Linked DNA regions of Homo sapiens: region 2 is linked to region 1. Evidence: read pairs that join two places in POLR2A ChIA-PET (ENCODE). Cell type or tissue: CD4-positive, alpha-beta T cell. All regions are shown on one strand. Links, peaks and the distances in the headings refer to the core of each region. The heading gives the core; the rest is flanking DNA.

Region 1 (6,856 bases), core at 1,779-6,778:
TACTTTCTGTCACTATATATCAGACAGCATCTTCTAGAGTTTTACAGTACATAGAGTTTTATAGAATCATATAGTATGTACTTTTTTTTCTGGCTTCTTTCACTCAGCATAATTATTCTGAGATTCATCCATGTTGTTGTTTGCATCAATATTTTACTCTTTTTTATTGCTAATATTCTACTGTGTGGATTTACCGCAATTAATTTATCCATTTACTCTTTGATGGACGTTTAAGTTGTTTCCAGCTTTTGGCTATTAAAAATAAAGCTGTTATGAACATTTGGATACGAATCTTTGAATGGACATAGTCTTTCTTTTTTCTTGGCTAAATGCCTAGGAAGTGGCATGGCTGGATCATATGGTAGATGTATAGTTATGTATTAGTTGAAAACAAGGATGCCTTCTGAGAAATGCATCGTTAGGCAAATTCATCATCGTGGCAACATCATAGAATGTACTTACACAAACCTAGATGGAAGAGCCTACTACATACCTGGGCTATATGGGACAGCCTATTGCTCTTAGGCTGCAAACCTGCACAGCAAGTTACTGTACTAAATACTGTGGACAATTGTAACACAATGGCAAGTATTTATGTATTTAAACACATCCAAGCATAGAAAAAATACAGTAAAATACAGTATAAAAGATAAAAAATGGTACACCTGCATATGACACTTACCATGAATGGAGCTTGCAGATTACAGTATAAAAGATAAAAAACGGTACACCGGTATATGACACTTACCATGAATGGAACTTGCAGACTGGAAGTTGCCCTGAATGACCAATCGGTAAGTTAATGTAAAGGCCTAGGGCATTACTCCACATTACTATAGACTTTATAAATATTGTACGTTTAAGCTACAGTAAATGAAATAATGAAATAACCTTAGCTTACTGTAACTTGTTTACTTTATAAACTTTTACATTTACATTTTTAAAAACTTTTTTACTCTTTTTTTTTTTTTTTGAGACACAGTTTTGCTTTGTCACCTAGACTGGAGTGCAGTGGCATGATCTCAGCTCACTGTGACCTCCGCCTCCTGGGTTCAAGCGATTCTCACGCCTCAGCCTCCCGAGTAGCTGGGCCTACAGGCGCACGCCACCATACCCAGCTAATTTTTTTTTTTTACTCTTTTTGTGATACACTTAGCTTAAAATACAAACACATTGTGCAGTTGTACAAAATATTTTTCTTTATATCCTTATTCTATAAGCTTTTTTCTATTTTAAAACTATTTTTAATTTTTAAACTTTTTTTTAAAAAACAAGACATAAGCATGCACATTAGCCTCGGGCTACACAGGGTCAGGATCATCAGTATCACTGTCTTCCACCTCCACATCTTGTCCCACTGGAAGGCCTTCTTCGGAAGTAAGGCATGGAGCTGACACCTGCTATTATAACAATGCCTTCTTCTGCAACACCTCCTAAAGGACCTGCCTGAGGCTGTTTTACAGATAACTATTTTTTTTTCTTAATAAGTAGAAGGAATAGACTCTAAGATAATGATTAAAAATATAAGAAATAGCTGGGTGCCATGGCATGTGCCTGTAATCCTGGCTACTTGGGAGGCTGAGATGGAAGGATCCCTTGGGCCCAGGAGGTTGAGGCTGGCTGTTGAGTGATATGATTGTGCCTGTGAATAGCCACCACATTCCAGTCTGGGCAACATAGCCAGACCCCATCTCTAAAAAACCAAAAGTATACTAAATACATAAACAATAACAGTTGTTTATTATCATTATGAAGTATCATGTACTGTACATAATTGTATGTGCTATACTTTTACGTGACTGGCAGCACAGTGAGTTTGTTTGCACCTGCCTCACCACAAATACCTGAGTGTTTGTGCAGTGTCTTGAGCTACGACTTCATGGAATCACGAGGCAATAGAAATTTTTCAACTCCATTACAGTCTTATGGGAACACAGTGTATACATGGTTCTTTGTTGACAGAAACATTGTTATGTATATATGGTTCATTGTTATGTGTGCATGACTGTATATATTTGGTCTTCCTCCCATTTCCTGACATATAGCTTCTAAAATCCTTGGGATCTCCGGAGTGGTAAGAGTGTCTTATGTATGCTCATGAATGACTGGTGGCTGGAGGCTCCTAGATAGTTTTAGGATCGGGGGTGGTCACCAATAAGACCAAGGCATGATCAGAGGGCTGGGATTTTTAGCCCCACCCCTCAACTCCAGGGATGTTGAAGGTTGAGTTGATCAATGGCCATTAATGATGGCCAATGATGTAATCAATTATGCCTCTGTAATATATGCCTACGTGTGCCACTCCTCAACTCCAGGGATGTTGAAGGTTGAGTTGATCAATGGCCATCAATGATGGCCAATGATGTAATCAATTATGCCTATGTAATGAAGCTTCCATAAAAACCCAAAAGAACTTGTTCCAAGAGCTTCTGGACAGCTGAACAGGTGGTGGTTTCTTGCAGGTGGTGCACCTGTGTGGGGCCTGGAAAATCTGTGCCCCTTCTCACATGCCTTACCCCATGCATCTCTTCCATTTGGCCGTTCATCTGTATCTTTTGTAATATTCTTTAAAACAAATGAGTAAATGTTAAGTGTTTTCCTGAGTTCTGTGAGCCATCCAGCAAATTGGACCTGAGGAGGGTGTCAAGGATACCTAGATTTAGAGCCAGTCAGTCAGAAACTCAGGCCACATCCTGTGCTTGTGACTGGCATTGGAAGTGGGAGACAGTCTTGTCAGGCTGAGCCCTGACCTTTTGGGATCTGATGGTATCTCCAGGTAGATAGTATCGGAATTGAATTGAGTTAGAGGACACTTAGCTGCTGACCTCTGGAGAATTCACTGCAGAATCGATTGCTTGCTTGGCATGTGGGGAAAAATCCCTACACATTTGGTCACAAAAGCATTTTGTTGTGAGAGTATAGTATGGGAGAAACAGATTTTGGTGTTTTTTTTCCTATTCAATCTTTTGCATTATAGCTTATTCTTTTTGTATGTTGTTAAGGAAATCTTTGCCTAGTCCAAGGCCACAAAGGTTGCCTTAATGAATTCTTCTAGAAATTTTATAATTTTAGGTTTTACATTTAGGTCGGTAATGTATTTCTATTTAACTTTTTTTTCCTTTTTTTTTTTAAGAGATGGTCTTGCTCTATCACCCAGGCTGGAGTGCAGTGGCACCATCATAGTTCACTGTAGTCTTAAACTCCTGGGCTCAAAATCCTCTTGCCTCAGCCTCACAGCTAGCTGGAACCACAGGTGAATGCCACCATGCCTGGCCAATTAAAAAAAATTTTGTAGAGATGGGGTTTCACCCTGTTGCTCAGACTTGTCTTGATCTCCTGGCCTTAAGTGATCCTCTAGTCTTGGCCTCCTGGGCTGCTGGGATTACAGGCATGAGCCACAGTATCCAGCCTGTTTTTATATAACTTTTATACATGGTGTGAGATATAGGTTGAGGTTTTTTTTTTCTTATAAATGCCCAATTATTTTAGAACCATTTATTTAAATAAGTATCCTTTTTCCATTGAATTCTTTTGGCACCTATGTTGAAAATCAATTGATCGTGAACACATGGATTTTTTTTTTTTTTTTTTTTTTTTTTTTGAGCCAGAGTCTCTCTCTATTGCCCAGGCTGGAGTGCAGTGGGTGATCTCAGCTTACTGCAACCTCCTCCTCCCAGGTTCAAGTGATTCTCCTGCCTTATCCTCCTGAGTAGCTGGGATCACAGGTGTGCACCACCATGCCTGGCTAATTTTTGTATTTTTAATAGAGACAGGGGTCACTATGTTGGCCGGGCTAGTCTCAAACTCCTGACCTCAGGTGATCCGCCCACCTCAGCCTTCCAAGGTGCTGGGATTACAGGTGTGAGCCACCGTGCCTGGCCAACACATGGGTTTATTTCTGCATTCTCTTCTGTTCCTTTTTAAAATATATCTATCCTGTCACTTCTACCCCACTGTAATTTTATAGTAAGTCTATAAGTAAGAATATAGCGTAGTATAGTTCTCCAACTTTGTTTTTCTTTTTAAAAATTGTTTTATCTGTTCTTGGTCCTGAGGGTTTTACTACAGATTTTAGATAAATGTTCTTTTCATACATTTTGCGTATGTGTGAATATAATGGGGGAAATCACTGAGTTAATGGCAATATGCATTTTAAATTTTATAAGATAGCTTTAAATGGCCCCACCAATGTAAACTCTCCAGCGATGTATAAATTTGGGTGCCTATTTCTTTATACCCTCACAAGGCAGAGATAAGGTGAACCCCAGGCTCTTCATGATTATGATGACTTCACCCCTGGTTCCATTTTTGAAGGATAATGAGGGGTTTTTACCTAGAAGGAGGTCTTTCATATTCTTCACACTGGAACATCTACAATACACATCTTTCCCTTGCTAGTAATGCTCTCACAGGGCAAAGTTTTGGTGATAGTAAAGTCTTTATTTCTATATTAGCACTGAGAAGGGAAAGGAAGTAAAGAAGAGGGAAGAAAACTGGTGGCACAGAGGAAAGAGCATAAAAATGATGTGGTAAAAGCTAAAGAAGAAGTGGTTTTCAAGGGGGAGGGAGCACTTACTAGAACAAAATGCCAAAGAGTTGTAAAGTAACATAATGAGAGGAGAGTATTCAATGGAAATGGCAATATGAAGGTCATGTTTATCATTCTTCACTGGTGTGGTGGTGACAGGTGAAATTTCAGCAGGCTGATCATACAAGGTAAGGAAATGGAAACAATGAGTTTAGATGGTTTGAAGTCTGGTTAAGACAGGAAGGAAAGAGATAATATCTAAGTAGAGTCATATGTCGGGTCAATAGATCTTAAAATACAGATAGAAGACAGTAACACATTTTGTAACTTGAGGTAACAAAATTATGTTGAAAGGGAGAGATTAAAAATGCATGTGGGTGTGGCTGGGTACAGTGGTTCATGCCTGTAATCTCAGCACTTTGGGAGGCCGAGGCAGGCAGATCACTTGAGGCCAGGAGTTTGAGATCAGTCTGGCCAACATGGTGAAACCCCGTCTCTACTAAAAATACAAAAATTAGCTGAGCACGTTAGCACATGCCTGTAGTCCCAGCTACTCAGGAGAGTGAGGCACGAGAATCACTTGAACCCAGGAGGTGGAGTTTGCAGTGAGCCGAGATCGTGCGACTGCACTCCAGCCTGGATGACAGAGTGAGACTTCATCTCAAAAAAAACCCAAAAAATATGCATGTGAGAGAGGATGCTTTATAGACCAAGATTCTTGAGTCAGTGGATGAATATGAAGCTGACTGGACAACTGGAAGAAGTAACCTTGGGTAGAAAGAGTGCCCCTTCCCCATGGAAGAAGGAAAGATGGGTGAGGATTCTGATGGGTTTATTACAAGTGATAGGGAAGTAAACTGTTATTACCTGGTGAACTTCATTTTCTCAGTGAAATCAAAGACAAGGTCATATACTAAGAAGGAGAGAGGAAATAATAGGTTTGGGGGTCTATGGACAGCAGAATTTTTGAATAATCACAAAGGGGAAAGAGAGGCATCTGCCTAGAGACACGACATTGCTGGGCAGCCCTGCGAGCTTGGGTGAGGCAGGGGGCCGAACATTTTCAGTGATTTCAATCTGTACTATTGCACGGTTTTTGGCAGCAGCCTACATGGGATTTGTCATAATAACAGAGAAATCAAATAGCAAGAAGGATGGAGGGAGAGGATGTTACAGAATGGTTTCAGGGGAAGAGAAAAGGTGTCAGAAAAGAGAAGTAGCCAGAAGTAGGCAAGAAACCCAAATAATAGGGTCCCTGAAGTGAGGGACATGTATAGGAAAAGATTTGGGAATAATAGTGTAGGAGATGAAATAAAACACCACAGTGAACATTTTTGTACATGTATTCTGTTTTCTCATGTTTTGAAAGCATGAGCCAAAAACGTATGCCAAAACAAAAATGTTAATAGATACCACTGGATTACTTTCCAAAAAGACTGAAGCAGTTTTACTGCCACTGGCAACAGATGAGGGTACTAGTCCTAGGTCCTTCTCAGCTCCATGTGTTCTCAATGTTTTAAATTCTGGCTAATTATTATTATTACTATTTTTGTGGGGGAAGAAGGATGTTATAGCTTTGTCATCATTTGTGCTTTCCACACTATTAGTGGCTTTGAGCATCTTCTCAAGTAAGTTAGTTATTTGTATTTCCTCTGAGTTACATGTTTATATCCTTTGGCTATTCACTCTATCAGGGTTTTTTTCTTTTTTTCTTTTTTTGTCTTTTTTCTTATCAATATGTAGGCACTCTTTGAGGCACATGCCACCTGCTTATTTGTCAGTCATATGTGTTGCAAATATTTTATATTATTTGTTTTCTTAAAACATTATGGAGTGTTTTTTTCCTTCTATTCATACATTTTAAGTTTTAAAAAAATCGTGTGTGTGTCTGTGTATTTTAGAGACAGGTGCTCACTTTTTTGCCCAGGCTGGAGTACCGTGGTGTAATCATGGCTCACTGTAGCCTCGACCTCTTGTGCTCAAGTGATGCTCCTGCCTCAACCTCCTGAGTAGCTGGGACCACAGGTGTGCATCACTGTGGCTGGCTTTTTTTTTTTAATTGACAAATAAAAATTGTATATATTACAATGTACAACATGTTGTTTTGAAATATATATATACATTGTGGAATGGGTAAATAAGCTAATTAACATATGCATTACTTCACATATTTGTGTGTGTGAGGTGAGAACACTTAAAATCTATTTTCTTTTTCTTTTTTAAAAGAGACGTTTATTCAGCCTCACGATCAGACTATTCCATTTAGCAATCAACAGCATGGGTGCAAAAAAAAAAAAAGTCTACATTAAAACCCTTTGTTGGAATGCT
Region 2 (16,496 bases), core at 7,030-12,029, 64 kb before region 1:
AGTTTACAGATGAGTAAATTAAAGCAGATAGAAGCTAAGTAACACCGTGGGTCCCAAGCTATTAAGTTATGGAGCCAGTATTTAAATAGTCTCCATAATCCATGCTCTCAAGCACTACGCTTTACCGACTGTATGCCATTCTGCATTTCTTTGTTTATTAGTAATACATTCAGTTCAGGCTAGGTAGTAATCATATCTGGGTTGGATGTTGCCCCAATAAAAAAAAAAATTAAATTTTTTTCTTCCTGAAAATGAAAGTAATTTGTGATCAGATAACACAGAAAACAACAAAACAAAAATCATACATAAACTCACCAGGAGGGTGTGTATTTCCTTCATGAATATATGTTGTTTCCTTTTTTCAAAAATGTATCAGTCCCACACTGTGGCTCATGCCCGTAATCCCAGCACTTTGGGATTCCGGGGCAGAAGGATCACTTGAGGTCAGGAATTCAAGACTAGCCTGGGCAACATAGTGAGACCCCTTCTTTCAAAAAAAAAAATCAGCTGGGCTTGGTGGTGCACACCTGTAGTCCCAGCTGCTTGGGAGCCTGAGGCTGGAAGATTGCTTGAGCCTGGGAGTTGGAGGCTGCAGTGAGCTATGGTCTTGCCACTACCCTCCAGCCTTGGTGATAGAGTGAGAACCTATCTCAAAAAGATATGTATGTATCAAATATTTTTCCATATCCTTGACTTTACAAATAAACTTTTTAATAGCATAATATTTAGTTCTATGCATTGCTACTTAACCAATGACATTAATGTTGAGCATTTAAGTTATTTCTACTGACTTATTTTTTATCAAGTAACTCAACACAGCTTTACTGAGCAATTACTATGTGCCAAAACCACAGAATATATAATATAGATCTTGGGGATACAGCAGAGAAAAAAGACAAAAATCCCTGTTACAATCCGTTCTAGAATTGATGTTCCTTTGTTGGTTAATTCAAGTTTTGATTTCAGAAATCTTACCTCTTGGTGACTGCCTAGAGTGGCATTGGGCTGGAGGGGAGGAACTGTTCATGTTGGAAATGGGGAATGGGCCAAAAATGCAATTGAGTAGGTTGATTAACTTGTCTGCTGTCAGAGTGGAAGCAGGGGTAGTTTCCCTTTCCGACCAGAGGCAAACAACCTGGGTCACTTCCTTGCTTCTCAGACCTCAGTGCCCTTTCTGGGTGCTTTCTGTGTTAGAATTCTCACCTCTGAGAACTGAGCTCAAGGTTCTTGCTGGGGCAAAAATTGAAATGAGCAGAATTTTTTTTTGTTTGTTTGTTTGCATTTCTGGCCTGCCTCCTTTCTTAGCCTCATTATTAACAAGCACACTCCCCACAATAAACCTACACCCACACTGCCTTCTCTCACACAAGGTAAATTGTTCACCTTGTTTAGAAAGCAGTTCTAGGATTGTTGGTCTGAAATCAAATGGGAAGGATGCCTCCTGTTCTGTATAATCATAAGAGAGGAAGGTAATTAACAGTCCTAGAACCTCAGCTTCCCAAGTAGCTGGGACCACAGGCGCAAGCCACCATGCCCAGCTAATCTTTGTATTTTTTGTAGAGACAGGGTCTCACATTTTTGCCCAGGCTTGTCTTGAACTCCTAAACTCAAATAATCTGCCTGCCTCAGCCTCCCAAAATGCTGGGATTACAGGTGTGAGCCACTGAGCCCGGCTCAGATGCTTTTCAAAATGATCATGTTTTCCATATTTCAAGGACTAAATATAGTTTTTGGTAACTTTCAATTTTAATATATTTATCATTTATAGAGAAGATGCAAGGATAATACAAAGAACTCTGGTACACATTTTACCTAAATTCATCTTTTTCCCCTCCATATACATTAGTTTATTTTGAACAGGTTGAGAGTAAACTTCCATTACCATTAAATATATCAGTGTGTATTTCCTAGAAACAAGGACATCCTCTCATCAAAATCAGGAACTACAGTATTAATACAATATTACCAAATCCATAGTCTGTATTCAAAATTTTATCACGTTTCAATAGATGCTATGTATAGTTACTTCCGATTTCCCAACAATCACAGGAGCCAAGCCAGAGTCACACATTGTAATTAGTTGTCATTGATCTTACTTGACTTTGAAATTTTGATAGGTACTGGCCACTTGTTTTGTAGAATGTCTTTCATTTTGGTTTTGTTTGATATATCTGATGTAGGATTTTTCTCGGTCACTTTGCCAACCAGGGACCCGTCCATAGCTAGTGACACCCCCCCCCCGCAAAACCCCCAGGCCTCACTTGACCTGCTGCCTGTGTTATAGTTTGTATCTGCATTCGGTGGTTCCTGAACTCTTGTCCCACATCCAAGAAGAATGAGGATATGCTGACAATTTGAAGGATGAGAAGGATGGAGAAGAATTTTATTGAGCGATGGAACAGCTCTCAGCGGAGAGGGGATGTGGTAGGTGGAGGTGGTCCCCCACCCCTGCAGTCAGGTGGTTTCTCACCCAATGTGGCTAGGTCTGGGCATTTATGGATTCAGAATGGAAAGTGTGTGCTGATTGGTTTGTGAGTATGCAAAAACAGTTAAAGTGAAGACACCACTCAAAGGTGGGCACGACAGTGTAGAAAACCAATTAGGAAAGGGTAGGTGTATATAAAATGGGTGAAAGGTGGGGATCAATCAAAGAAAAATGTGCCAAATGGGAAGACAGGTTTTTAATCCGGTCCATGGATTTGACTTGTAGCTTGGCTTTCAGGCTTTAAACTGTCTTCAGCTTGGAGATGGGGTTTCACTGGGGATCTGCCTAGGCATTTGTCTGCCTCCTGCGGCTATCATTTCCTCATGATTATATTTAAGTTTGCATTTTTTTTGGATAGAAATGCAAGGGAAGTGATACGTTTTTATATCAATCAGGGTCCATTCAGAAACAGATATCATATTGGCGATTTTAACAGGAAAAATTTAAAGAATTATTTTCTAGTAAAAGATGATCAGTTACTAAAAGAGGACTCTATGATACAGAAGAAGCAGCTACGAAAAGGAGCTGTTACTTCTAGGGCTGAAGAAGAGTTAATAAAGGAGTTACTTAAGTTAAAGGAAATGCTCCCTTCCCCACCTGCAAGATTAGAGATTCAGATCTCTGAGGGGAGGGTGTGTTTCCTACCACAGGAACATGCAGTCCACCCACTGATGAGGCCGAGAAGTTGCGGGAGGGTGTGGGCCTCTGTTGAGCAGCCAGTGGGAGCCTTTTAGTGGTGCCTCCTTTATCCTTTTGACATGTCCATATGATTTTTTGAGGAATTCTTTACTTTCAGGCACATAAGATGTTCCGATTTTATCTTGTAGCATTCAGCATGAATGGACCTGGAGGACATCATGCTGAGTGAAATAAGACACACACAGAAAGAAAAATATGATATGATATCGGTTGTATGTGGAGTCTTGAAAAAAATCACCATAGAAACAGTGTAGGAAGATGGTTACCAGGGGCGGGGTAGGGGAAATGGGAAGATGTAGGTCAAAAGGTACGAAGTTGCGGTTAGATTCTAATGTTCTAGTGTGTAACATAAGGACTATAGTTAATATTGTATTGTATACTGGTACTTTGCCAGGAGAGTAGATTTTAGGTACTCTTACCACCAAAAAAAAAATAACTACATGAGATGATGAATATGTTAATTTGCTTGACTGAAGTAATCACTTCACTATGTATATGTGTATCAATCAAAATATCTTGTATGCCTCAAATGTATATTTTTAAAAAGTTTTGTGGTTCTCTTACCCTTATCCTAGAATCAGTCATTTCACCAAGGGGTCTTGGTTCTTTTAGTGGAAAATGGTATTGAAAAACCAAGATGTGATTACGAGTTGTGTTTGTTGCTACTTGTGTGTCACTGCTTCAGTGTCAGCAGACAGAGCTAGGAAATTGTTTATTTCCAAGAGTGAACCAAGTTCCCATTATATTCATTGTATGTATACATTTATTCACATATAAGAAAACACAGGAAGTGATTTTTTAACTGATAAGCCATACGATGTGTGAAGCAAGCCTACTAGTAAGAGTTCCATATTTGTTTAAAGTTCTGGTTTCTCTTGTTAAGGCAAAATATATAAGTCATGAAATGTACAACTCTTTTTTTTCTTTTTTTTTTGAGGCGGAGTCTCGATCTCTTGCCCAGGCTGGAGTGCAATGGTGCGATCTTGGCTCACTGCAACCTCTGCCTTCTGGGTTCAAGCTATTCTTCTGCCTCAGCCTCCCGAGTAGCTGGAACTACAGGCGCCTGCCATCATGTCTGGCTAATTTTTATATTTTTAGTAGAGATGGGGTTTCACCATGTTGGCCAGGCTGGTCTCGAACTCCTGACCTTGTGCCGCCCACCTCGGCCTCCCAAAGTGCTGGGATTACAGGCGTGAGCCACTGCACCTGGCCGAAATATACAACTCTTAAGGATACAATTCAATTTATTTTGACAAATGCATCATAACTGTTATCTGTAATCAAAAAATTTAGAAGATTTTCATCATCCAAGAAAATTTCCTCATGCTCCTATCCAGTCATCTTCTCCTAGTCCTAGAGGCAACTATTGCTCTGATTTTTTTTTTTTTTTTTTTTTTTTTTTTTTTTTTTTTGAGATAGAGTCTCTATCACTCAGGCTGGAGTGCGATGGTGCAAACATGGCTCACTGCAGCTTCGACCTCCCAGGCTCAAATGATCCTCCCAGCTAGCCTGTGGAGTAGGTGGGACCACAGGAGTGTGCTACCATGCTAGGATAATTTTTTTTTATTTTTTGTAGAGATGAGGTTTCCTTATTTTCCCCGAGCTGGTCTTGAATTCCTGGGTTTGAGTAATCTTTCCACCTCAGCCTCCCGAAGTGCTGAGATTACAGGCATGAGCCATCAAGCCTGGTCTTTTGAATTTTTCTTTTTTTTAAATTATAGATTAATTTTGCCTATTTTAGAACTTAGTATAAATGGACAGATACTGATAGTGGTGGGAAGCAGACAAATTCCTAGGTAGATACGGGCGGGTCCCTGGTGAAAACCAACCTTCGAGTCAAAGACCGCCGGAAGCCTGAAAACTCACCTGCCAGTTCTGGGTAGAATCTAAGACCCAAGTGAGAACTCCCGCAATGCCTTTTAGCCAATCAAATGGTGCTTTTTCCAGGCTGCCTATGGACCAATCAGCACACACTCCCCCATTCTGAGCCCATAAAAACTCCCGGACTCAGCTACACAGTGGGACTACCACCTTTGGGTCCCCTCTCTGCTGGGAGCTGTTCTGTTGCTGAATAAACGTCCTCTCTGCCTTGGTTACTCTGCAATTGTCAGTGTAACCTCATTCTTCTTGGACGCAGGACAAGAACTCGGGACCTGCCGAACAGCGGGTGCAAAAGAACAGCAGGTGAAAGGCTGTAGCCCTCCTGCCCTCTCCTGGCACCAGGCGGCCACCCCACGTTATGGGAAGTGGTGGTGGCGCCAGGCCAGCCCAGGAGCCGTGGGCTGGTGGGACTGAACAAGTTGGGACATGCCCCCGTTCGGCAAAGCTTGTGGACAGCAGGAATGAATGAACTGTAACACAAACGAGCTGAGACTCTTCGGGGTGCAGACCTCGGGATTCCCCAAGCCAGAGCTGTAACATGCTGTAACACCCCCCACCGCATTTTTTTTTCTTTTTCTTTTGAGACAGAGTCTCACTCTATCACCCAGACTGGAGTGCAGTGGTGTGATCTTGGCTCACTGCAACTTACTGCCTCCCAGGTTCAAGTGATTCTCCTGCCTCAGCCTCCTGAGTAACTGAGATTACAGGTGCCTGCCACGACTTCCGGCTAATTTGTTGTATTTTTAGTAGAGATGGGGTTTCGCCACGTTGGCCCGGCTGGTCTCGAACTCCTGACCTCACGTAATTCTCCCACCTCAGGCTCCCAAAGTGTGGGGATTACCGGCATGAGCCACTGCACCTGACCTTTGAAGTTCCGCAGTTGCTGGTGTCTTTTGAGTTTTTTGGACGCCACTGCGTTCCCTTCGTTCATATGCCAGTGCCCAAGGCAGAAGCTGCTTGCAGTATACCTGATCCAGCCACAGCTTCACATGAAGCTGGTGCCTGGAGGTGATGCCCTGCTGTAGCAGCTAGCATACCTGGCTTGCCCTTGGTGGGTGTGAGATCTGGGCCAGTACCGCTAGCCAAGAGCCAAGCACAGCCTGCCAAGCCCAGTGGGTGGAGCCAGCCCAGTGGTCACGAGTGAATCTTGATCTTGAGCAGGGCCCCCCCGGCCGTGGAGGTCTCTGGCTGTGGAACACCACCAAAAAATCCTGTGTCAATAGCATGTTCCTTTTGCATTTGTTTGATTTCTTTCACTGTAATATCTGTGAACTTGTATGTATCAGTAGTAGGTTTTGTTTTGTGTTTTGGTGGGGTAGTATTACATTTTATGAATACAGTAGCCCTCCCTTCTCCTCAGGGGACATGTTCCAAGGCCCCTGCTGTAGACAGCATCTAACCCAGTTGCCTTCAATGAGAATATGTTTCTGTTCATATCTTCCACCCACAAATTTAATGCCTTTTCTGTCTTAACGAAGCACTTACCGTGGCCCATGGCAGTAACTTCTGCAGTTTGAGTTGCAACAGCAAAACTAGCACACATTCTTTTCCCTTCTTCACAATTTAACAGATAGAGGATTTATTCTTACCATAGATGTTAGCAACCTCGGAATACTTGTTTTGTTTTTTGTTTGTTTGTTTGTTTTGTTTTGTTTTTTTGTTTTTTGTTTTTTTTTAGTAAGTCAAGAACCTTCACCTTTTTATTTAAAGGAAGCACTTTACACTTCTCTTTGGCATGTCTGCATAGCCAGCATTACTACTCTTGCGCTTTGTGGCCATTATTAAGTAAAATAAGAGTTACTTGCACTGCAGTACTGTGGCAGTCAATCTGATAACTGAGAGGGACACTAACGGGCAGGGAGTGTCCCCAGCGTGTTTCCACTGGATGAAGGGGTGATTTATGTCCCAGGTGGGATGGAGCAGGACAGTGCAAGATTTTATCACAGTACTCAGAACAGCATGCAATGTAAAACTTATGAGTAGTTTATTTCTGGAATTTTTCATCTGATATTTTCAGACCTCGGTTGACTACTGGTAACTGAAATTGTAGAAAGCACACCTGCAGATAAGGGTGGGGAACTATCGTATTTCTCATCTTATTCATTCCCTTTTGATGGGCGTTTGGGTTCTATCTGTATTTTCTTCTAAGAAGCCTTATAGTTTTATGTTTATGTCTGTAATTTATTTTTAAATTTTTTTAGAGACAGGCTCTTGCTATAGTACCCAGGCTGGTCTCAAACTCCTGGCCTCAAGCTCTTCTCCCAACATGGCCTCCCAAAGTGTTGGGATTACAAGCATGAACCAGTGTGCCCGGTCTGTGATCTATTTTGAGTTAATTTTTGTGTATAGTTGAGGTAGCACTGAGGTTCCTTTTTTTCCCCATATGGATATATAATGACTTCCTATAACATTGTTTGACTATTTTTCCTCTCTTAATTGCGTCAGAGCTTTGTTGAGAATCAGTTGATTGTATAAATGTAGTTCTGTTTCTGGACTTAATTCTGTTTAGTTGATATCTTTATTATTAAGCTAATAACACACTCCTGATTCTTCTAGTTTTATATTAAGTCTTGAAGAAAGGTATTATAAGTCTTTCTTCTCTTTTCAAGATTGTTTTGGCTATTCTAGGTCCTTTGCATTTCCATATACACTTTAAAAGCAACCTGTCAATTTCTGTTAAAAAATCCTGCTGGGGCAAGGCATAGTGGCTCACGTGTGTAATCTCAGCACTTTGGGAGGCTGAGATGGGAGGATCACTTGGGCTCAGGATTTCAAACCAGCTTGGGCAACATGGTGAGACTCTGTCTCTACAAAAAAACCTAAGAATTAGCTGAGCGTGGTGGCTTGTGCCTATGGTCCCAGCTACTTGGGAGGCTAAAGTGGGAGGATCGCTTGAGCCCAGGAGGTCAAGGCTTCAGAGAGCCGTGGTTGCACCACTGCACTCCAGCCTGGACAACAGAGTGATACCCTGTATCAAAAAAAAAAAAAAATCCTGCTGGGGTTACAATTGGGGTTGATATGAATCTGTAGATAAATTTGGGGAAAATTGACATCTTAATGTTGAGTCTTATAATTCATGAATATGAAACCACCTTTGCAGAACTATAAGTAATGAGAGAAGTCTAATATGGTTGACTCCATCTTGCTTCCAACCTCTCAAGTTAAATTGTTTTTTTGTCCATTCTAATGTGGGGGCCAAGATAACTATAAGAGGAATTTAGTTTACAGTTAAAACCACATTCATAAAACAAAGTTAAAATTATGGTAGGGGCTTGAACTTTGCTGAAGAATAGACATAGTTGAACAATGACCCGCCATTACTTAGCTTGTTTTTGTTATATAAGTTGCTTACTGCCCCAGAGTCTTGTATCTGGGGTCGCAAGATTTAGAGCTTCTCCAACTTCTCCTGTAGGTAATATTACTATTGTAAAACCTGAAGAACTGGTCTTTGAGACATTTTTCAGATTTAGCATTTCAGGAGACCAAGAGATGCCACTTCGTCCTGAGACCGCTTCCCAGGAAATGACCTGGCTGTGTGAAAATGGTTTTAGACACCCCTGCAATTTCATCCCCAGCCAATCCGTTGTTTCAGTTCTCCAGCCCCCTGCCTGCCAAAGTAGTAGTTAAAAAACTCTAGCCTCTGAACTCTTGGGGGGATGAGTTTGAAAAGTGTCTGTCGTTCTCCTCACTTGGCTGGCCCTGCAATTATTAAACTCTTTGCTGCAACACCTGCTGTTCTCATTGTTTTTTTCAGGGCAGCAGGCAAGAAGAACCCCTCGGGCTATGACAAATAGGGTACAACTCTATTTATGTAGGCCTTAATTTTTTTCAGCAATGTTTTACAGTTTTCAGTGTAGAGGACTTACGTGTCTTTCGTTACATTTGTCCTGAAGTGCTTTATTTTTTGATGCTTTTATAACTGAAGTTATTGTGAAAAATTTATTTTGTGAATGTTTACTGGTAGTATGTAGAAACACAATTGGTTTTTGTATTTGTAACTGTATTCTGTTAGTTTGCCACTTATTTTGGCAGTTGCTTTTTAGATTTGTTAGGATTTTATATTTAGACAATGAATTTGTCTGCTAGTTTAATATCTATTTTCAGACTTCTGGATTCTGTTCATGATGGTATAACTGGGACTGGATTTATTCTTCTATCTTAAACAACTGGCAAACTGGGAAAATATATGGAACAATGGCTTCCTGATATTGGACAACAGGTAACACAAGACAGTGATTCCTGAGAGGAGGGGAATAAGTTAGGCGAGCCCCACAATTCCCCCTACTTAATGCATGGAGAGACTATCCAAGGTGCAGTGCAGGAAGGGGGAACCCAGACAGAGCCTGCCAGTTTCACTGAGCTTCAGAGGGAGAGAGTGTGGAGTTTGAGAAGACTAAGGCAAAGACTAAGATTTGTGGGTCAGAGTACCAGAGAAAAGAGAGATGCGCAAAGAGTGAGCTCTAGATAACTACAGAGGAATCCTCTCAAGCCTTTGGTTGAGTTCTGAGCTGAACCACTTCAAAGGAGTAGGCAGAACAACTCTTAGATCTCACACAGTGCTAGGAATAGTGTTTTCACCTGCCAGAGTGGAAAGATGTTCTTAATATATGGGATTTTCAGTAAAGTTCTGAGAAGACTTTTGACTCACTAGCGCATTCAAATTAGTTCTAGACTTACATAAAGCCCTGATAAAGCTTTAATATGGTGGGAAGCATGGATCCATGGATTGTTCACATTTTTGCATGTCTTTCAAGCAGAGGCCCTAACTGACCTTTTGTTCCAGACTATCTTTTCAAGAATATCTGAATAGTGAACAGCCTTAGAATACAGAAATAGTGTCTCCTTCTGGGGCCAAGGGCAGATTTGTTTATTGTCCAGTATAATAAAGGTCATGTATCCTTTTGGGACAAAATATAGTACTGCTTGTAGCACATTATAAAAATTCAGATTCCTTAAGCTCAAGGGAGATTCCCTAAGGTCTCCTCTCATTTGACCCACTCAATGTTTTCTGGTAGTTAGGTTATTTGAGGGGACGAGGTGTAGGAGATGGCAAAGAAGAGGAGAAAAAGAAAATTTCTACCCTGATTATCAAAGATACCAAGAATGTCATCTCCTTTAATCCCTGTACCAACTCAGCAAGTTAGGTTTCATTATTATTTCCATTTTACATAAGGAAACTGAGGTTCACAGACATTAAACTGCTCAAGCTGTGATGTAGACCCACTGGTTGCACAGCATCCATCTGGCCTTTTCCATATTGCTGCTTTGAGACTTGGGAGGCAAGAAAAACCAATGCAAACAGGAATCTCATGTTGCTTGCTACACTGTAAATAGTAATGTCCTTTGCCTTTGAGCCAGGAGTTTTGTGTCTTTAGCTAATATTTGTGAAACTTGGCAGGTTAATGTGTTTGCTCAGAAGTAGCATAAAATCTCTGATTCTTCACAGTTCTAGATAAAAAACAGGCCTCAAAAGGATCAAACTGATAACAGGTAACTGTGTTCCATAAAAAGAGATGGCAATTTTTATTTATTTATTTATTTATTTTTAGAGACACAGTTTTACTCTTGTTGCCCAGACTGGAGTGCAATGGTGCGATCTCAGCTCACTGCAACCTCCATCTCCCAGGTTCAAGTGATTCTCCTGCCTCAGCCTCCTGAGTAGCTGGGGTTACAGGCACCCACCACCATGCTCAGCTAATTTTTGTATTTTTTTTTTTTTAGTAGAGACAGAGTTTCACCATGTTGGCCAGCCTGGTCTTGAACTCTTGACCTCAGGTGATCTGTCTGCCTCGGCCTCCCAAACTGGGATTACAGGTGTGAGCTACTGCCCATGGCAGCGATTTTTAAAAGAACACAACAATATCTGGCACTCTGTAGCATACAATTCACAATGTCTGGCATCCAGGTAAAAATTGCCACACAAGCCAGGTGTGGTGGCTGTCGTCTGTAATCCCAGCGCATTGAGTGTCCAAAGTGGGAGGATCACATGAGGCCAAGAGTTTGAGACCAACCTGGATAACATAGGAAGACCTCATCTCTACAAAAAATTTAAAAATTAGCCAGGCATGGTGGTACGCACCTGTAGTCCCAGCTACACAGGAGGCTGAGGTGGGAGAATTGTTTAAGGCCAGGAGGTGGAGGTTATAGTGAGCTGTGATCCTGCCACTGCACTCCAGCCTATGCAACAGAGTGAGACCCCGTCTCTTGCCAGGCTTGCTAAGAAGGAGGTAAATGTGATCTATAACAAGGAGAAAAAAAATTAATAGAAAGAGACCCAGAAATCACAAAGCTGATAGAATTATCAGCAAGGATGATAAATCAGGTTTTATAAATACACTCCATATGTTCAGAGAATAGAGGAAAATTGAACATGGTGAAGAGAAAAATGGAAGATATTCAAATAATATCTTCTAGAAATGAGAAGTGTAATATCTGAAATGATAAGATGAATATATGATGGATGGGATCAACAATGATTAGAAACTGCTGAAGGAAAGATTAGCTGACTTGAAAACGTATTATCAGAAAATATCCAAAATAAATACATGGAGGCTAGGAGTGGTGGCTCACACCTGTAATCCCAGAACTTTGGGAGGCTGAGGTGAATGGATCATTTGAGCCCAGGAGTTCAAGATCAGCCTGGGCAACATGGCAAAACCCCATCTCTACCAAAAAAATACAAAAATTAGCTGGGCTTGGTGGTGAACACCTATAGTCCCAGCTACTCAGGGTGCTGAGGTGGGAGGATAGCTTGAGCCCAGGAGGTGGAGGTTGCAGTGAGCTGAGATCACACCACTGCACTCCAGCCTGGGTGACAGAGCCAGACCCTGTTTCCCAAAAAAAAAAAAAAAGAAAGAAAGAAAAAAAGTAAAGGAAACAAACAAAATAAACACAAAGGGAAAACAGAAGATACCTCCCCCAACCCTGAAAAGATCAGAGCTTCAGTGACCTGTGGTACTACGTCAGTCAATCTAACATGTATAATTAGGGTTTCAGAAAGAGGACAAATTTGGCCCAAATTTTTCCAAATGAGATAAAAACTAAAAACTCATAGATCAAAGATGCTCAGTAGATTTTAGGCAGAAGAAACATGAAAAATTATATATACTGAGCTACATTATTAAGCTGCTGAAAGTCAATGATAAAGAGAACATGTTAAAAGCAGCCAGAGAAAAAATATATAATGGCATAGTTTCTTTGCATCAGAAACTATGCAAGCTGGAAAAAGTTAAATATATTTAAAACACTGGGGTGAGTATGGAAAACCCTGTCAACCTAGAGTTCTATGCATTCAAAAATACCTTTCAGAAATGAAGGCAAACTCAATTTTTTTAACATGAACACATGCTGAGAGAATTCATTGCAAACAGGCCACTAAAAGATATATTAAAGGAATTTTTTCTGCATGAAGGAAAATAACACCAAGGGAAAAGTTAGTTTTATACAAGGTAATGTAGAACATTTAGAAATGTTGAACCAGCCTTGCATCCCAGAGATGAAGCCCACTTGATCATGGTGGATAAGCTTTTTGATGTGCTGCTGGATTCGGTTTGCCAGCATTTTATTGAGGATTTTCGCATCAATGTTCATCAAGGATATTGGTCTAAGATTCTCTTTTTTGGTTGTGTCTCTGCCAGGCTTTGGTATCAGGATGATGCTGGCCTCATAAAATGAGTTAGGGAGGATTCCCTCTTTTTCTGTTGATTGGAATAGTTTCAGAAGGAATGGTACCCAGCTCCTCTTTGTACCTCTGGTAGAATTCGGCTGTGAATCCATCTGGTCCTGGACTTTTTTTGGTTGGTAAGCTATTGATTATTGCCTCAATTTCAGAGCCTGTTATTGGTCTATTCAGAGATTCAACTTCTTCCTGGTTTAGTCTTGGGAGGATGTATGTGTTAAGGAATTTATCCATTTCTTCTAGATTTTCTAGTTTATTTGCATAGAGGTGTTTATAGTATTCTCTGATGGTAGTTTGTATTTCTGTGGGGTCAGTGGTGATATCCCCTTTATCATTTTTTATTGTGTCTATTTGATTCTTCTCTCATTTCTTCTTTATTAGTCTTGCTAGTGGTCTATCAATTTTGTTTATCTCTTCAAAAAACCAGCTCCTGGATTCATTAATTTTTTGAAGGGTTTTTTGTGTCTCTATCTCCTTCAGTTCTGCTCTGATCTTAGTTATTTCTTGCCTTCTGCTAGCTTTTGAATGTGTTTGCTCTTGCTCTTCTAGTTCTTTTAGTTGTGATGTTAGGGTGTCAATTTTAGATCTTTCCTGCTTTCTCTTGTGGGCATTTAGTGCTATAAATTTCCCTCTACACACTGCTTTGAATGTGTCCCAGAGATTCTGGTATGTCGTGTCTTTGTTCCTGTTGGTTTCAAAGAACATCTTTATTTCTGCCTTCATTTCATTATTTACCCAGTAGCCATTCAGGAGCAGATTGCTCAGCTTCTATGTAGTTGAGTGGTTTTGAGTGAGTTTCTTAATCCTGAGTTCTAGTTTGATTGCACTGTGGTCTGAGAGACAGTTTGTTATAATTTCTGTTCTTTTACATTTGCTGAGGAGTGCTTTACTTCCAACTATGTGGTCAGTTTTGGAGTAGGTGTGGTGTGGTGCTGAATAGAATGTTTATTCTGTTGATTTGGAGTGGAGAGTTCTGTAGATGTCTATTAGGTCCGCTTGGTGCAGAGCTGAGTTCAATTCCTGGGTATCCTTGTTAACTTTCTGTCTCGTTGATCTGTCTAATGTTGACAGTGGGGTGTTAAAGTCTCCCATTATTATTGTGTGGGAGTCTAAGTCTCTTTGTAGGTCACTAAGGACTTGCTTTATGAATCTGGGTGCTCCTGTATTGGGTGCATATATATTTAGGATAGTTAGCTCTTCTTGTTGAATTGATCCCTTTACCATTATGTAATGGCCTTCTTTGTCTCTTTTGATCTTTGTTGGTTTAAAGTCTGTTTTATCAGAGACTAGGATTGCAACCCCTGCCTTTTTTTGTTTTCCATTTGCTTGGTAGATCTTCCTCCATCCCTTTATTTTGAGCCTATGTGTGTCTCTGCACATGAGATGGGTTTCCGGAATACAGCACACTGATGGGTCTTGACTCTTTATCCACTTTGCCAGTCTGTGTCCCTGGGATGCAAGGCTGGTTCAACATACGCAAATCAATAAATGTAATCCAATATATAAACAGAACCAAAGACAAAAACCACATGATTATCTCAATAGATGCAGAAAAGGCCTTTGACAAAATTCAACAACACTTCATGCTAAAAACTCTCAATAAATTAGGTATTGATGGGATGTATCTCAAAATAATAAGAGCTATCTATGACAAACCCACAGCTGATATCATACTGAATGGGCAAAAACTGGAAGCATTCCCTTTGAAAATGGGCACAAGACAGGGATGCCCTCTCTCACCACTCCTATTCAACATAGTGTTGGAAGTTCTGGCCAGGGCAATCAGGCAAGAGAAGGAAATAAAGGGTATTCAATTAGGAAAAGAGGAAGTCAAATTGTCCCTGTTTGCAGATGACATGATTGTATACCTAGAAAACCCCATTGTCTCTGCCCAAAATCTCCTCAAGCTGATAAGCAACTTCAGCAAAGTCTCAGGATACAAAATCAATGTACAAAAATCACAAGCATTCTTATACACCAATAACAGACAAACAGAGAGCCAAATCATGAGTGAACTCCCATTCACAATTGCTTCAAAGAGAATAAAATACCTAGGAATCCAACTTACAAGGGATGTGAAGGACCTCTTCAAGGAGAACTACAAACCACTGCTCAATGAAATAAAAGAGGACACAAAGAAATGGAAGAACATTCCATGCTCATGGGTAGGAAGAATCAATATCGTGAAAATGGCCATACTGCCCAAGGTAATTTATAGATTCAATGCCATCCCCATCAAGCTAGCAATGACTTTCTTCACAGAATTGGAAAAAACTACTTTGAAATTCATATGGAACCAAAAAAGAGTCCACATTGCCAAGTCAATCCTAAGCCAAAAGAACAAAGCTGGAGGCATCACGCTACCTGAATTCAAACTGTACTACAAGGCTACAGTAACCAAAACAGCATGGTACTGGTACCAAAACAGAGATATAGACCAATGGAACAGAACAGAGCCCTCAGAGATAATGCCGCATATCTACAACTATCTGATCTTTGACAAACCTGAGAAAAACAAGCAATGGGGAAAGGATTCCCTATTTAATAAATGGTGCTGGGAAAACTGGCTAGCCATACATAGAAAGCTGAAACTGGATCACTTCCTTACACCTTATACAAAAATTAATTCAAGATGGATTAAAGACTTCAATGTTAGACCTAAAACCATAAAAACCCTAGGAGACAACCTAGGCAATACCATTCAGGACATAGGCATGGGCAAGGACTTCATGTCTAAAACACCAAAAGCAATGGCAACAAAAGCCAAAATTGACAAATGGGATCTAATTAAACTAAAGAGCTTCTGCACAGCAAAAGAAACTATCATCAGAGTGAACAGGCAACCTACAGAATGGGAGAAAATTTTCACAACCTACTCATCTGACAAAGGGCTAATATCCAGAATCTACAATGAACTCAAACAAATTTACAAGAAAAAAACAACCCCATCAAAAAGTGGGCAAAGGATATGAACAGACACTTCTCAAAAGAAGGCATTTATGCAGCCAAAAAACACATGAAAAAATGCTCATCGTCACTGGCCACCAGAGAAATGCAAATCAAAACCACAATGAGATACCATCTCACACCAGTTAGAATGGCAATCATTAAAAAGTCAGGAAACAACAGGTGCTGGAGAGGATGTGGAGAAATAGGAACACTTTTACACTGTTGGTGGGACTGTAAACTAGTTCAACCATTGTGGAAGTCAGTGTGGCCATTCCTCAGGGATCTAGAACTAGAAATACCATTTGACCCAGCCATCCCATTACTGGGTATATACCCAAAGGACTATAAATCATGCTGCTATAAAGACACATGCACACTTATGTTTATTGCGGCATTATTCACAATAGCAAAGACTTGGAACCAACCCAAATGTCCAACAATGATAGACTGGATTAAGAAAATGTGGCACATATACACCATGGAATACTATGCAGCCATAAAAAATGATGAGTTCATGTCCTTTGTAGGGACATGGATGAAGCTGGAAACCATCATTCTCAGCAAACTATTGCAAGGACAAAAAACCAAACACCGCATGTTCTCACTCATAGGTGGGACTTGAACTATGAGAACACATGGACACAGGAAGGGGAACATCACACACCGGGGACTGTTGTGGGGTGGGGGGAGGGGGGAGGGATAGCATTAGGAGATATACCTAATGCTAAATGACGATTTAATGGGTGCAGCACACCAACATGGCACATGTATACATATGTAACAAACCTGTAAGTTGTGCATATG

The links. ChIA-PET counts read pairs that join two places held together with the same protein. Peaks named below come from ENCODE experiments on the same cell type or tissue, not always from the same donor. Only the 100,000 strongest peaks of a DNase experiment are listed, where the experiment ranks them.
Region 2: POLR2A ChIA-PET joins it to region 1 with 5 read pairs; 12 of 35 experiments call an interaction of 5 or more read pairs at or near these places.

What each region holds. Positions count from the first base shown.
Region 1 is chr12:9,020,446-9,027,301 of GRCh38, forward strand. It overlaps a transcript of KLRG1 not described here. Among named protein-coding and RNA genes, the nearest start is that of KLRG1, 34 kb to the left of the region's middle. In CD4-positive, alpha-beta T cell, for the core only: no CTCF peak of the experiment used is centred there; a DNase peak (open chromatin) is centred at 4,776; H3K27ac peaks cover 3,940 bases.
Region 2 is chr12:8,950,817-8,967,312 of GRCh38, forward strand. It overlaps a transcript of KLRG1 not described here. Among named protein-coding and RNA genes, the nearest start is that of M6PR, 9.4 kb to the left of the region's middle. RefSeq lists an enhancer at 5,013-6,212. In CD4-positive, alpha-beta T cell, for the core only: no CTCF peak of the experiment used is centred there; a DNase peak (open chromatin) is centred at 9,575; H3K27ac peaks cover 1,811 bases.